Linked DNA regions of Homo sapiens: region 1 is linked to region 2. A link is a loop called in an ENCODE intact Hi-C map of the cell type or tissue named here. Cell type or tissue: heart left ventricle. All regions are shown on one strand.

Region 1 (8,000 bases), 50 kb after region 2:
TAGTGTTCCATGTGTTGATTATCCTACTACTACTACTGTTACTATGCTGTTACTATTACTGCTAATACTACTACTGCTGCTGCTACTACTATTGCCACCGCAACTGCTACACAACTACTACTTCAAAGAACTAGTGAAACTGGAAAACTTTAGAGAAGAGCTTCTAAATTTGCAAATGTGTAATTAAATTCTTATATATGACCTAACCTATTAAAAAGAGATCGAGACCATCCTGGCTAACACGGTGAAACCCCGTCTCTACTAAAAACACAAAAAATTAGCCGGGCGTGGTGGCGGGCGCCTGTAGTCCCAGCTTCTCCAGAGACTGAGGCAGGAGGAGAATGGCGTGAACCCGGGAGGCGGAGCTTGCAGCTAGCCGAGATCACGCCACTGCACTCCAGCCTGGGCGACAGAGCGAGGCTCCGTCTCAAAAAAAAAAAAAGAGTTGTTTCTTACAATGTGCTCTACGAGACATTTGCATCAGAATCCCTTGAGGGACTTGTTAAAATATGTTTCAAGAACTTTCATGAAATCTTCTGAAAAGTAATATGCATTTTAAATAAATATCCACCTAAGAGAGTCTCATGTACATTAAGTTTTGAGAATTAATCAAACTAAAATATATCAACATATAAAATTAAATATTTTTTGAATTTAAAATTTTGCTTATATTGAATATCCACAAAATAGAAAAGAATAAGAGCCCTTGAAAAAATATGTTGAACGTTCATTTTCTGAAATTCTTGTATTTTCTGTCAGTGATTTTAAAGAATATTTTCTATATTCATTTGATTAAAATCCTGCTTCTATATTCAAACTATTTTTATTCACGATTCATTTCAAAAAGGACTTAAAGTAATATTTTTTAAACTGTCTATCTCATATACACATATACAATTATACAATTATACAATTAACTATACAATTATATTATAGATGTACAATAAAATATTATTTTTTTAAATTTTCCAAACCGATATCTTTATCAGAAACTACTATTAAATTCTTATATATGACCAGGTCAGGATGTGCTATTGCTAAGGATGAATTTTGCTTAGGCTGAAATCTTGGCTCTAGGTCTTCCTAATTGTATGATCCAAAGGGAGTTAACTAATCTTCCCTGAGCCTCAGTTTTCTCATCAGTGAAATGGTAATAACAACGATAACTATTTCATAGCATTATTTTGAGGTTTGAATAAAATAGCATAAATAGCCATTTGTTTTAAATAAATGTTAGTTTTAGTTGTTTTAGAGGTAGTTGCTGTTAATGTTCCATAATTATTAATAATGATGCTATTATTGTTTAATAACTATTACCATAGAAATAATGTTGGAGGCTGGGTGCGGTGGTTCACTCCTATAATCCCAGCACTTTGGGAGGCCGAGGCAGGCGGATCACGAGGTCAGAAGATCGAGACCATCCTGGCTAACACGGTGAAACCCCGTCTCTACTAAAAATACAAAAAAATTAGCCAGGCGTGGTGGCATGAGCCTGTAATCCCAGCTACTCGGGAGGCTGAGGCAGGAGAATCGCTTGAACCCGGGAGGCTGAGGCAGGAGAATCGCTTGAACCCGGGAGGCAGAGGTTGTAATGAGCCAAGATCGTGCCACTGTACTCCAGCCTGGGCGACAGGGCAAGACTCCGTCTCAAAAAAAAGGAGATAATGTTGATAATGTTGTAGAGAGATGAATAATTATATTTCCTGACCAGGATGTAAAAATATGTCATCAAATACAAACATACATCGGGGCATCTTAGGGCAAAGGAAGCTCTTAAGGACAGAGATGGTAACAGCACAGAATGGACCTGTATTCAAACAGGAAGGAAAGGGAAAGCACATCAGGACTGATAAGCAGCCTCAGACCAAGGTACACTAGAGTATCCCTTGGATGAGGCCCAAGGTCCACATGCTTTAAATCAAACGCTATTTAATTACATAGGAATGTAATATTTCATATTCAGTATTTTAAAAACAGAAGAATAAAGGTGGGTATAATTTGCCTGATATTTTTTCTGCACATAGATTAAAAAAAATTCATTTCCAATAGTTTAAAATATGCAGACAAAGCCTTATGAAATGCAAAAACCAAAAGCTCAGACAGGATAAATAATCTCAATTGTGTTGAGATTACAGAAACCAGTTACCGTAATCAGCTGGTGAAACTTTTTCATCACAGCAATCTTTTAGATTTTCTGATAATAGTTTATGTGATGTTTGTCTTCCTATTAGATTGCTAGTCTCTTGAGGGCATGGATAAAAGCTATAAATAGAAGCTATCCTGTTAAAGGTAACTGCTTACCTTTGAACCATGCATATTTGAAATATGTGTATCTGACCTGAACTATGCATATTTAAATCCCCAGTAAGAAACACTGTAGCTCGCATATTGAATACTGGAATGATAGTTGAGGATGGGAAGGTAGTACAAAGGCCAACACATTATCCACAATAAAACATAAGAACAAGGTCCTAGTTAACACTTATCCCTTCTAATTCGGAAATCCTTAGTTATTGTCTAAATGACAGTGTGCAGAACCAAGATCTTAGCAATGTAAATATATACATCCAGGCAAATGGCAGAGAAACAGGTTAATGTCCCTTCTGCTTCCATGTCCATCTTGCATTTCAGAACAAAACCAGAAATCCTAAGGAGGTTTAATTCTCTACTGAAACACCCCAAGAAAATTCTCAAACTTATCTTCATCTAAGAACAGGGATGAAAAGATGTAGTGTCATTTACATAGTTCTCAATGTTATATCCTGGCAATCTTGTCTGATGAATGACAAAACCAGCATCTATGCAAATGAAGAAAATGAGAGAGAAGTGAATGGATACTTATTTTGGGTGAGTATCATGGGTGCATTTTTAAGTTTTGTTTCTCAAAGCTGCTCTGTGAAATAGATTTCACAAAAGAGGCAACTGATACTGTGATACTCTTGGGGAAGACAGCTTCCCCAAGTCATGATTGTACCCAAGTGTGTTTGAATCAAAAGTCCTTACTCTTCCCATGTATTACATAGACTCTCTAAAAGAGTTTTATTTTTCTTCCCAAGTTCCCTAGATTTGAATTCAATAGTCTTTTTATGTTCACCTACTCTTGTAAGGAAAATTTTATATGTAATAACAGTAATCCTTAAAGCAACCTCCATATAATTATATCTGGCTGTGTTTACATAAGTGTTTTAACATATAATGTAGTTACAGTATTGGCTCCATCTTACCTTTTCTTCTACTACTAAATCTACACTAATTATTAGTTATTAACTTGTAGTTAAATATTCTATATTTTCCTTCTCTCAGGGTCATTATTAAAAGCAAATGTTGATTCATTTATTTTTAAGTATTTAATTAGGAGGCAAGTTTAGGTATATCAGTGATCGAAATGTGCCTTTCAAAGTTAATTTAACATCTCATTTAATTCAGTTAATTATAAGTTCAACCCTTAAAAAATAAATTTTCTGTGTTTCCTAAGTATGCTTTTCCTTTTAATGTGATTAATTAATGGTTAATTTAATATGATTCATTGATGTACTTTGGAGTGTGGTTATTACATCCTTCAAAAATACTGTTTGCTTATATTTTCTAGTTTAAAAATTCACTATAATCCAAACAAAAAAGAAAGATCTAGTTATGATATAGATCAGCATTCAAATACTTCGTATTTATATTTATGGCTTTTGCTTTTAATCTCCTTTCTGTGAAATTAGCAGGCTGTGATTTATAACAATTGAAGACCAGTGAAGTGTACTGGAAAGAACTAAAGCCTTGGAACCAAATGAACTCAAATGGCGCTCTACCACAAAACAATATACTGACAATTTCATGATCCTTGATACTCCATCTACAAAATGGAAATACCATTACTTACCTTCTAGAGTTGTTGAGATAATTAAATGATATATTTGTAATGCATATATTAATAAGTATATGATATTTAAGTTGAAAATCAACAATGAGTTCCCGCCTATCACTCTAGTTCTGCCTAATTTTGTTTTCATAGTCATAGTATAATTAAATTTGTTCTAACATATCGCCTCAACATCAGAATAAATACATTAAAAGAGTGGTACCTTGTTTCATTTCCTCTATTAAAATACAACTAAGACCACTTACTCAAAAAAGCACAACCAGAATGGACAGTTTTCAAAGTAATTTTTCTAGTTCCAGAAATAGAGCTCACAAAATGACATTGCTTACAATGATCAGACATTGAACATTTAAAAATTTATCTTTACTAAGTGTTTCAAATATAATATTAAAATGAAAGAAAGGTCTTTTAGAGCCAAACTATGTTCTGAAGTCTCACTTCTGGAATAGTCATTAACAATTCACTTACCCTATCTTTTAACAAAGGTTATATTTTTATTCGTTTCCCTAGGCGGGTGGATTATATTTAGAATATAACTTCAGTATCTGACACTTATCAAAACATAGTGTATAAATTGGAAAATGCTACTCTACCTTTGCATTATATTAAAATTTAAAAATTCTGTAGTTTACTTAAAATAAATAAATGCAAAATCAATGTTTAAAAATTACATCTGCTTCCCTTTGTTAGCTAATAACCCTTCTGTTCTTGGTTATGTCTTGCGGCTCACTAGTCACTCATTTAAAAATTATTTTTCTACCTGATACAGTACAATGAAGAAAATTACCACAGAGTTATTTTTAATGCAGTTCCTTAATAATTTCCTTAAAACCAAGAAACAGAATTTGTAAGATTGGTCTTGATTTCCCTTTATGTGGTATCATTAAAAATGTCATCACAATTTTTGTATGAACAGTAGCTATTTACATGACCAGGAGTTGTTTACATTTTTTTATCATTGCCTTCTGGACCACACAAGAAGTAAATAACTGAATGTAGCATCAACAAAAGTAAATCAAACAGTCTTTTAGGAAAATATGCAGTGCTATGTGTACTGCACATTTTCCTCACAACACTTATTAAGGGATTGGAATTCTCTTTTTTTAACAGATAAAGGTACTGTGGTTCAGAGAAGTTTGGCTTCTCCCTTAAAGTCACACAGCATGAAAAGTTAAGCCAGTATTTGAACAAAACTATTCTGACTTTCAAATATATATTTATTTTAATATTTCACCATGCAGAAAACAGATGTACTCAAGAATAATAAATAGAACTCCTCCAGAAAAAAAAAATGAAATACACATGAAATCCTTTAATGAAGCTTAAAAAATTGACTTTAGGAAACACTGAAGTTATAAAAAATATGTAAATTATAGTTTTATTTCTTCAAATGTTTCCTCCGTGTATTATAAATTATATTATTAACTAATGGAATACATTTACTTAGGCCATTTTTTTCCCAAATAGTATTGGAGGTGTAAGACAGAGGCAAGCTAAGCAGTAAATGGATAATGTGATATATTTAATTTTAGACACTTATAATAAACAGCACTCCGAGAAAATCACCTCTACTCCTACGTTAATACTGCTCAATCACAACACTACCTCAACCCCATCATCAACATCTACCACCAACATTTTTTTTCCAACAAAAATGGATTCTATTAGTATATTTTCTCTTGGTTGCTGAGCAACAAAATTTCTTCATGTAAGTATAAAAATACTGACAAACAAAGAGAAAACTGCTGAGAAGAAAACACAATAATAGACACCTCTATCAGCTACAGCCATCTGTGTTCAGTTTGACCCATGTTTTTGGCAAGCTTCTATTGTCCCTCCCATCCAAAGCTGTCTTGTCCTACAGAGAAAATTCTACTCCCACTTCCTTCATTTTCCAGCAAGACAGGGTCAACTGGTGTTCTAAATCTGCCAGGCTCTGGAATTAGAACACTAAAGATTCATTACTTGTAACTAATTACAACCTCAGTGGATAAATACGTTCCCTATTTTATTATGTGAAGTAATAAAATATTAAGCTGGCGTTGCAACACAGGCTGTTCTGTTCCACATAGCTATACTATACATGAATTGGTATTTTAATGTTTTTAGTGGAAATTTTAAAGTACTATCTTAAAAAAAAGAGACTATGGGTTAACTTTTGTGCAATTAAAGGATTGCCATACAGCTACTGGTGAGGAAAATTCTATGACCATATAATATAATCAATTCAAGTAACATTTAATAACTCTGAATTATGTTTCAAATTTGCCATTAGATAGACATAATCACAATTGGTTTTGGTATTAAAGTAATATATGAAATACATGTCTTGTTTTAAGCAAATCTCCTGAAACTGTCAAACATCTCAAAATTGTTAAAAAATTTGAAATTAACATGACAATAGAATTGAATACATTTTATTATTTTTTAATTTGAAGACAGGAGATCCCTAAAAGGTTAAATGCCATTAGCACCTGATAGGAAGCAATTTCTCAGAATTGTGCAAAGGATTTAGAAGCAGTGTCATGAAAAAAGAAAGGTTATAGCTGTTGGTGGATCCAGGATCTTTGCAAATGGGATTTAGGGACAACAATATGGATGGGATGGGGACAGGTGCATGGGAAGAGGTGAGGGGGCATGTGGGAAAGAGCAAGAATCGGGGTCCAAAGGCTTCATCTTGAAGCCGCATTTGCATAACAAAAAATCTTTCTTTTACTTTAAATTCCATGTTTTTGGGAGATGTCTTTGGGAGGATGCTGATGGAGATGTGAAGATCATGAGGAAGCTGTAGCCTCCTTTTCTCACTCCGAGTTTAAGGACTGGAGTCAACACTGAGTATAGGTTGACTATACTCAGTAAGTAAGAAATTCTAATCTGGGACTCCTCTGCCAACTAAGTGTGTTATATGAGTGGGCCACATAAACCCTATTGTTTCAGTTTATCATTTGAAAATGAGGTGTCAAATGACTGTCCTAGAATTAAAAACCTGAGACTCCCATTCCCATCCTAGAGCTCTGACCTTTACTTGGTATTGATTCCTCACCTTCCTAGCCTTAGGATATTAGTGACTCCACCAGAGGAAAAGTTAGAGTGTATGTGATAGTTATTCTTTTATATTTTTAATATTTGAAAATATATGACATTTTTAAACAGCACCGATGTTTTCAATAGCAAATTTTGTTATCTCACAGGATGATTGTTTCTATTTCTTGAAAAATGGAAACAATCTAAGACACAGATTACTAGAAATTGGTGCTAAGCATTTTAATCACTGCAGCATAGCTTAAAATAAAGTCTCCTTAAGGATTAAGCTACAGTTTTACAGAAAACCTCTCTAGTTAGATTTTTCCTGTGATGTGCTACAGATATGCTAATGTGAAAAAACCCAGTAGGGATATTCTTGCTTTGGTTATAAAATATTAATCCACTTCATGAAATAAAGCTAAACAAAAGCACTTATCAATGGGGAATCTCTTTTGATCCATAAATAAATAATTTGCCAGAACTGCACTTTTACAATTTGCCACAAATCCACACGAAAAGACGTCACATTAAAATGATGTTAAAAATCTGTCATTGAACTAGTGAAGATGCCATTAAGAAAATCATCACTTTAAAATAGGTCTGTTTTGAGCATCTGTGGGACGAATTCTATTAAGTTCCTTGGGTTTAGAAAATCTGTATTTCCTTTGTTTACCCTGTGTTTGTTTAGTATAAGAGCACCATGACTTACATATCTGATCTTGCTTCTCTGCTTGACTTGGCCTTTAGAAAGCTAAACATAAACTCAATGAGTTACCTAAATTACATATATCTGTATGCTAATCTTATATATTTCAGGATTATTTTTAGTAACACTTATTTTTACTACTTAGAGATTCATTTAAATATTGTATCTCTTTGTTGTATATATACTTTTGTAAACTGCTTCAAATCTATTGTAGAATGAAGCCAATGTATAAATAAAAATAAGAGTAAGTATTTTAACCAAAGAACAAAAATGTATATACCATAAAACACTACCCCGAGCAGAAGAAAGCCCATCTTCTTTGTGTATTTGCTTATTTTGAATATTTTATGAAGTAAGAAAATACTTTTCTGTCCAGGAAAACGTTTTAATCATTAGTTA
Region 2 (8,000 bases):
CCTACACATTGCCCATCTCTGCTTCAAAAGCTGCTACACTAAACACCATGAAAGGCACGTGTAAACCTGGAAGAATAACTGAGCTCATTCAAATGTGTATTGCCCTTAATAGGTCATTATGATGTCAACTCAATAACATTTTGCTAAATGATGCCTCAGTTTATGCTGTGTAGGTACTACTAAAATTAAGCAAGGAAAAACTCTAATCTTACATTCAAAACAATTTTTATTCACCAGAGTGAAACAAGATGCTGGAAGCCTACCATTTACTTTTCTGTATGGAATCTCAAGTGAGGAGTTGAAATTGAAAGCAAACTAACCAAATTGAAACCCACACCAATATCAGTACAACCATCACGCCTCAGCTGTTGCTTCCTTTGGCCCTGAAAAGGAAAACTCCACCTTTCCTGCCTGAGATGAGTGTAGAGTGTGGAATATGAGTTTGCCCACAATGCAGTGAGAAGCTCAGTGCTGGGAGACAACTCAGTATGACCGCATCAGGGTGATGTGTAAAGAAACACTCTATGACCTGACCTTAAACATGAGAATCAAGTATAGAGTTAAATTTCGTAATTAGGAACAAAAAAAAAATTCAACGCCTAATTGTACTATAGTTTATGGGTTTAGGCTCTAAATATTTCCATTTCTTAACAACAATAAAGAGCTGTATTGCCACGAAAGGATGGTGCCAGAGTCTGCATATTTCCTTTAAGTTTGTTCTTCATTTTTTTCCCTATTTTGGGTGACCACTGGGAATTCTACTGCCATAAGTCTGGGTGAAATGTTTCACGACATCCAGAACACTTCATCATGTAGCAGAGCCAAAATCTATTATGGTTTGCAAGTGACTCATATTTCAGTTATGAGAAAGCCCTAACAAAGAACAGTTTGCATTTAAATGTTCTAAATGTCAGGAATGTAATGTTTGGACTATGTAGGTATGCAAGGCCTGATCTCTATGAACAAGGTTTTAAGTATTTATTTGTTTGCGATGTATAATCAACTTTGTTCAAACTTGTGGTAACTCTAATAATAGTTTACTGTCTCATCTTGATGGTATTACTGAAAGTTTGAAATTGCAATGTGAAAAAAATGGGAGAAATCAAACTTTGGAGGAAAGACCTACCAACTCATTCTATGAAAGACTGGCCAGAGCTATATGGGACTTATTAAGGAAAACTAATAGGACCACTACCACCTGCATGAATGAAACATAACTACTAGAAAACACAAGTCTGTTGCAGGCCCAAACTCTACTTAAGTTTCAGAAATTATCATAAAGTAAGTGTATGCATTTGGTGCATTTTTTTCTTTAGAACTAGAAGAAAAAAATGAATAAGCATTATATTTTACTAGAAAATGCGTATTTAAATATTATCATGCATACTAAAGGCCATTTTATTACGTTATTTCACAGGAAACACTTTAGTACAAGAAACATGATATAATGGTAATATTTGATGAAGTAACATACAATATGGGAATTGGAATAATTCTGTTTTTAAGATTATAGGCTATTAAGCATTTTGTCATGTAAAAGTTTATACCTTAAATTTAAATAATATTATATCTATTTAGATATCTGGGCATTTACTTCACATAAAAATATCTAAGTATTCTGGAATATTAGGAATGAAAGAAGCATACACATTTTAGATTCTCTTTGGTTTCATTTTTTAAGGAAAGTAAAATTAATCATAATGAGTTTTAAAACTGAATGTACTTCTCATATAAGCTACATGTATATAACTGTGACCAATTATATTTCTCAAACAAAAGTAATTACATTAATCTCTCACCACTAAAACTCTTCTAACAGTCAGCAGCACATGTTCCTGGGATTTTGATGCATTTCTTACTAAGAAGAAATATGTATGAATAACAGGCAGGCTTGGAGAGTAGCCAGGAGTGACAAGAATGGCTAGAAGCGTGGATAACACATAGTTAACTCCATTCTTAAAACAAAATGCTTTCCATAACTCACTAAATGTGTGGTGACATAATAAAAAGCTAGTTTTGTTGTGCTTTCAATATTGTTCAAGTTAGAACCAAATAAGGATTTATTTTAAGGCAAAGGCAACCATGTGTAACCACTTCAATTTTTCCTGAAATCAATACTGCATAATTTCTGCATTTTAACAAATTCTTAAGGATGCTCAAAAGTAAATGCAGAATAAAACATCAAGTTAAAATATGTGTGGTTGCATAAGAAACTTATGGAAATTTTTATACTATTCTTCAAAACAAACACCCTACAAATGCGTCCTGTAGTATATTTTTCAATAGATGTTAATCTGAATGTGGTAGACACATATCAAAGGGAAATTTTAGTATAAAACAAACAAACAAAAAATGCCACTAAATTTTTTCTTCTCTTTTTTTGCCTAATGTGTACTGGATACTATGAAATAAAGAAGGCTTCTATTCAAACTACTGAAAAATAAAGAAGTGGTTTGATTTCTATTAAAGGTACAAACTACGGTAGACTGAATTATTGGTCCCGTTACCCCTCCCCATAAACAACTTTGCAGTCCCTCCCACTAAAGGTGAGATTTTTCTCCTTGCCTTTTTTGGGCTCTTTCATAATATTTGGATTGGACAATGGGCTATCTATAAAAATAGCACAAGAAGGGGCTTAAAATACACTTATTCTTTTCTACCTCTGCCATGGTCACTAGAACAGTATGTTTCTGCTAGCCCACTACTACCAGAAAGACTAGAGATACTGAGTAGAGGAATCTCAGCTGGAAGGTTTTTAGACTGAAGCCAAGCTTCCTAGTTGAGTCTAGCCTAGAGAAGCCCAACTGCAGTTATCCAGAAATGTGTGAGGATAAAAGTGAATTTTTGTAGGCCTTTGAGATTTTTGTGGCTCTTTATTATGCAACATTATTCTGGCAGTAGCTAACAGATACAAAAGCCAAAACAATGAATTCATTAACTGGTTATTTTACTTTGTTTCCATGTTCTAAATAATTACTGGTCTAACATGAGCAGCACAAAGAAGAGTAAAAAGCTAATGTATATTGATCTGTTGTATGGCTTGTACTGGGAGTTTTATTTCTCTGAATCTATTAATACCTTTTCCTACCCTATATAGCTACACATTCTCACTTACCATGCCATACTGCTATCTGTCAGGGGCAACTCAAAATAATACATATCAAGTTCTTCCTCCCCCTCCAACAATCCAAAGATTAGAGGAGTGGTGGGAATACATGATCCAAGAGGAACGAATCATAGATTGGGGAGAGTTCATCAGATTGTGTTTTTTTAAGAATAGAAAATTTAAACAAACAAAAACAAAACAAAAACACAAAGAACATTGCAAGAACAAAATAATGGCACAAGTACAATAAGAAACAATGCAGCCCCCATGATAACATGGTCGCCATCTTTAGTGGTTTTCTAGAACCTACACGAGACTTGGCTATAGTTCTTTTATGGAATGACTGCAATGTCAAAATAATCACTCTTCCTCATTTCACATTTGCATAGTAGTCTTCACCTTTGCAGACATTTCTATTCTTTGATGCAAAAGACACAAACCTTTGACTCATAGCTATGCTATTCTATTTCAGTTGGTTATTAGTCTATAACAGGGGTCTCCAACCCCTGGGCACAGACCGGTACTGGTTTGTGGCCTGTTAGGAACCCGGCCCATAGCAGCAGGTGAGGGGCGGGCAAGTGAGCGTTACTGCCTGAGCTCTGCCTCCTGTCAGATCAGCTGCGGCATTAGATTCTCAAAGAAGGGTGGACCCTATTGTGAATGGTGCATGCGAAGGATCTAGGTTGCACGCTCTTTATGAGAATCTAATGCCTGATGGCCTGAGGTGGAACACTTTCATCCCAAAACCACCCTCCCACCCAGTATGTGGAAAAATGTCTTTCACCAAACTGGTCCCTGGTACCAAAAAGTTTGGGGACCACTGGTCTATAATAGTTATATGTCCTTATATCTTTTAAACAGCTATCTTAAACTATAAAATTAAAGTCTCTTTCTAGAGTCTTGTGTTGTATTTTTACTTCAAAACAATAACAAATTTAATTTATATGAAACAGCTTTAGCTCACTAATAAACAGTAATGAATAAAATTTTATGTGATATAAATTGTAAAGTATATGTTCTAAAGAAATTCAACTTATCAAAATCAATTTTTTGGAAATGCATTGTTCTTTAATTCTATTTAGACATCCTATTTTTCTAAACTCAGGGCCAGGTGCAGTGGCTCACACCTATAATCCCAGCACTTTGGGAGGCCAAGGTAGGTGGATTACTTGAGGTCAGGAGTTTGAGACCAGCCAGGCCAACATGATGAAACCCTGTCTCTACTAAAAATACAAAAATTAGCCAGGTGTGCACCTGTAATCCCAGCTACTCAGGAGGCTGAGGCAGGAGAATCACTTGAACCCCAGAGGTGGAGGTTGCAGTAAGCCGAGATGGTGCCACTGCACTCAAGCCTGGGCAACAGAGTGAGAATCCGCCTCAAAAAAATCAAAACAAAACAAAACAAAACTCAGAAAGCCTGCTTCTTTTCTAAGTTTCAAACAGTGAAACATTTAGATCAGTTTCAATATAACGCCTAGGGTACAGAAGGCATTTAATGTACATTTATTCAATGATGTAAAAACCAGTTTGTTCATTGCACTAGTACATTTTATTGTTACACACACACGCAAATTAAGAAGGAGGTGAACCAACTATTACAATTACATTGAGTAATGAAAGTCCTAAGAATTATCCCCTGATGATCATCAGAGTTAAAACTAATTAACAGAAGGAAAAATTTTTCAATATGAAAAATAAAGAAATAAATCACAAAATAAATTTTCTTTAATAAGATGTTTCAGCATAAAAGGCTATTTGTTTTCTATTTTTCATTGTCAAAACCAAAGTACCAACATTTTTAGTGGAATAAGAGTATGACAAAAAGCTGGACGAAAAGCTGAATTTTTTTTAAAAATTGACTTTTAAGAAGTCTGAACTACTATGGAAATGTAGAAAGAAAATAATGTGCAAAATCAGATAAAACATCTGTACACTTATGAAAGATTTGAAATTAGACTCCAGAGTAATGGAAAAAGCCATCAATTATAAATACTGACTACAACTAACCATCTCCATGAAATAATACGGTTTGATGATTTTTTTCTACTACTCTCTCACTCTTCCTCAATTTATGACTATATAACTATGATTATCTATAATTTCAAAGTATCCTATGACATCAAGGGATACTTTGATTTTAGTTTTCAAATAAAGGTATGTTCTATGGAAAAAAACTGGAAAAATAAAACAGATGACACTTCATCACTCATTCTGCTTTTTCCAAGATAAAATAAGGCAATTAACTACTTAATATTATCATTGAAACATGCTTTTAAATATGCACACTAAAATTTAATTTAAGGAATCAATATCTGAATTTTGTGTGAGGATGACCAAGAAGTTTCTAAAATTGGCAGGGCGCAGTGGCTCATGCCTGTAATCCCAGCACTTTGGGAGGCCGAGGCAGGTAGATCACCTGAGGTCAGGAATTTGAGACCAGCCTGACCAACATGGTGAAACTCCATCTCTACTAAATATACAAAAAATTAGCCAGGTGTGGTGGCGGGAGCCTGTAGTTCCAGCTACTCAGGAGGCTGAGGCAGAAGAATTGCTTGAACCCGGGAAGCAGAGGTTGCAGTGAGTGGAGATCATGCCATTGCACTCCAGCCTGGGCATCAAGAGCAACACTCCATCTCAAAAAAAAAAAAAATATATATATATATATATATATATGTATATATATATATGTGTGTGTTTCTAAAATTAATTATTCAAAGATCAAATATTGTCATTCCTTAGTAAAAATTATTTTGTTACTGAGTAGTGTTAAATTTACTTATTGAAAAGGAGTATCAAAAAATCCATTAATGAATCCAACAAACATTCATTGATATCTTACTAGAGCTCAGGCCCTTTGCTTGTTGCTTAGGATACAAAATACCCAGGTGTTCACATTTACTGTCTAGTAGAAGCACAGTCACCTAAACCAAAATTACACTACATGTTGCTCTAAGTAAAAAATTACAGAGAGTCTAAAGGAAAAGCACAAGTGATAGAAGACTGGAAATTTAGACTTCATCACAATTTAAACCTTTTTTGCTTTGAAGGACATTATTAAGTGAAAGAAAACCTCACAGAATGGGAGAAAACATTTGCAAGTCATATATCTGAAAGGGACTTATATCCAAAATATATAAAGAACTAATACAATTCAATAATAAAAATAAATAACCCAATTTAAAATGGGAAAAGAATTTGAATATACAATCCTCCAAAGAAAATGTAAGAATAGTTAAACAACACATAAAAAGATGTTAAATTCATTAGTCATTTGAGATATGAAAATTAAAAATACAATATGTCACACATAAAAATGGCTATATTAAAAACAACAGATAATAACAAGTGTTGGTGAGTACATACAAAAATCAAAACACTCATATGTTGTTGGTGAGAATATAAGATGGTGCAACCACTTTGGAAAATACTTTGGCAGTTCCTCAATATGTTAAATATAGCTATCACATGACTTGTAATTCCAGTCATAGGAATTCTACCATAGAGAAATGAAACATGTTTGCACAAAAACTTGTACACAAATGTTCAGAGCAGCATTATTTATAATATTCAAAAGGTGAAAACAACCCAAATGTCCATCAGCTGATGCATGAATACACAAAATGTGATATATTCATACAATGGAATCATATTCAGCAGTAAAAAGAAATAAAGTCATATTAGTACAGTTTATAGTATCCCTCTTATGCTCAATGAAGTATGTCAGTCTGATAGGGCAGTGACAATGATAGACTTTTTCATTCTGGTTATTCCAACAATTTTGTCACATTTTGCTTAATAAAAAGGATTTCCATGGATTTATTTTAATGATCTTAATAGGCTTTTTTATTTAAAGAGGTACCTCTTAAGAGTGGAAATGAGAAGCTGAACTGATTGAGTTGTCAGTCCCTTGTAAATCTCAGAGTCTAGAATTTCATGATATGGTTTAATATCACGTACTGGAAAACCATGTTTCATTGCACTTGCCTTTATCATGCTTCACAGATATTTGCATATTGTTACAAATTAGAAGTTTGTGACATCCCTGCATTGAGCAAGTTTCTATCAGCATTATTTTTCCAGTAGCATGTGCTCCCTTTGTGTCTGTGTCACATTTTGGTAATTCTTACAATACATCAAACTTTTTCATTATTAAGGTGATCTATGATCAGCGATTACTGAGGTTACTATTTTCTTGGGAGAATTACAAGCTGCACCCATATAAGACAGTGAACTGGATGGATAAATATTGTGTGTGTTCAGAGTCCTCTACTGTCCAGCCATTCTTCCATTTCTCACCTTCTCCTAGGGCCTCCCTATTCCTGAGAACAACAATATGGAAACAAGACCTGAAGCACAATATTGAAATAACCCTCCAATGGCCTCTAAGTGTTCATGTGAAAGGAGTAGCTGCACATCTCTTATTTTAAATCAAAAGCTATAAATAATTAAGCTTAGTGAAGTAGATAAGTTGAAAGCCAAGGTAAATCAAAAGCTAGGTCTCTTGTGCCAAATAGCTAGCCAAGTTGTAAATGCAAAGGAAATGATACTGAAGGAAATTAAAAGTGCTGCTCCAGAGAACACACAAAAGATAAGAAAACAAAACAGCCTTATTGCTGACACGAAGAAAACTAACCACAACATTCCCTTAAAGCAAAGCCTAATACAGAGCAAGACCCTAATTCTGCAATTCTTTGAAGGCTGAGAGAGCTGAGGAAGCCACAGAAGAAAAGTTGGAAGCTAGCAGGGCTTGGTTCATAAGGTTTAAGGGAAGAAGGCATCTCCATAACATAAAAGCACAAGGTGAAGCAGCAAATGCTGATGTACAAGCTGCAAGAAGATATCCAGAAGATCTAGCAAAGATAATTGATAAAGGTGGCTTCATTAAAAAACAGAT

What was found. A loop is a pair of places that touch in the nucleus more often than their neighbours do. Peaks named below come from ENCODE experiments on the same cell type or tissue, not always from the same donor. Only the 100,000 strongest peaks of a DNase experiment are listed, where the experiment ranks them.
Region 1: it touches region 2 in a loop (3-fold over the local background); 9 of 110 quality-filtered maps call a loop at or near these places.

The regions. Positions count from the first base shown.
Region 1 is chr4:125,332,831-125,340,830 of GRCh38, reverse strand. All of the region lies in intron 2 of FAT4 (FAT atypical cadherin 4), which reads right to left. Among named protein-coding and RNA genes, the nearest start is that of FAT4, 22 kb to the right of the region's middle. In heart left ventricle, no CTCF peak of the experiment used is centred here; no DNase peak of the experiment used is centred here; H3K27ac peaks cover 249 bases.
Region 2 is chr4:125,382,781-125,390,780 of GRCh38, reverse strand. The region is part of intron 2 of FAT4 (FAT atypical cadherin 4); the gene reads right to left. Among named protein-coding and RNA genes, the nearest start is that of FAT4, 72 kb to the right of the region's middle. In heart left ventricle, no CTCF peak of the experiment used is centred here; no DNase peak of the experiment used is centred here; H3K27ac peaks cover 3,416 bases.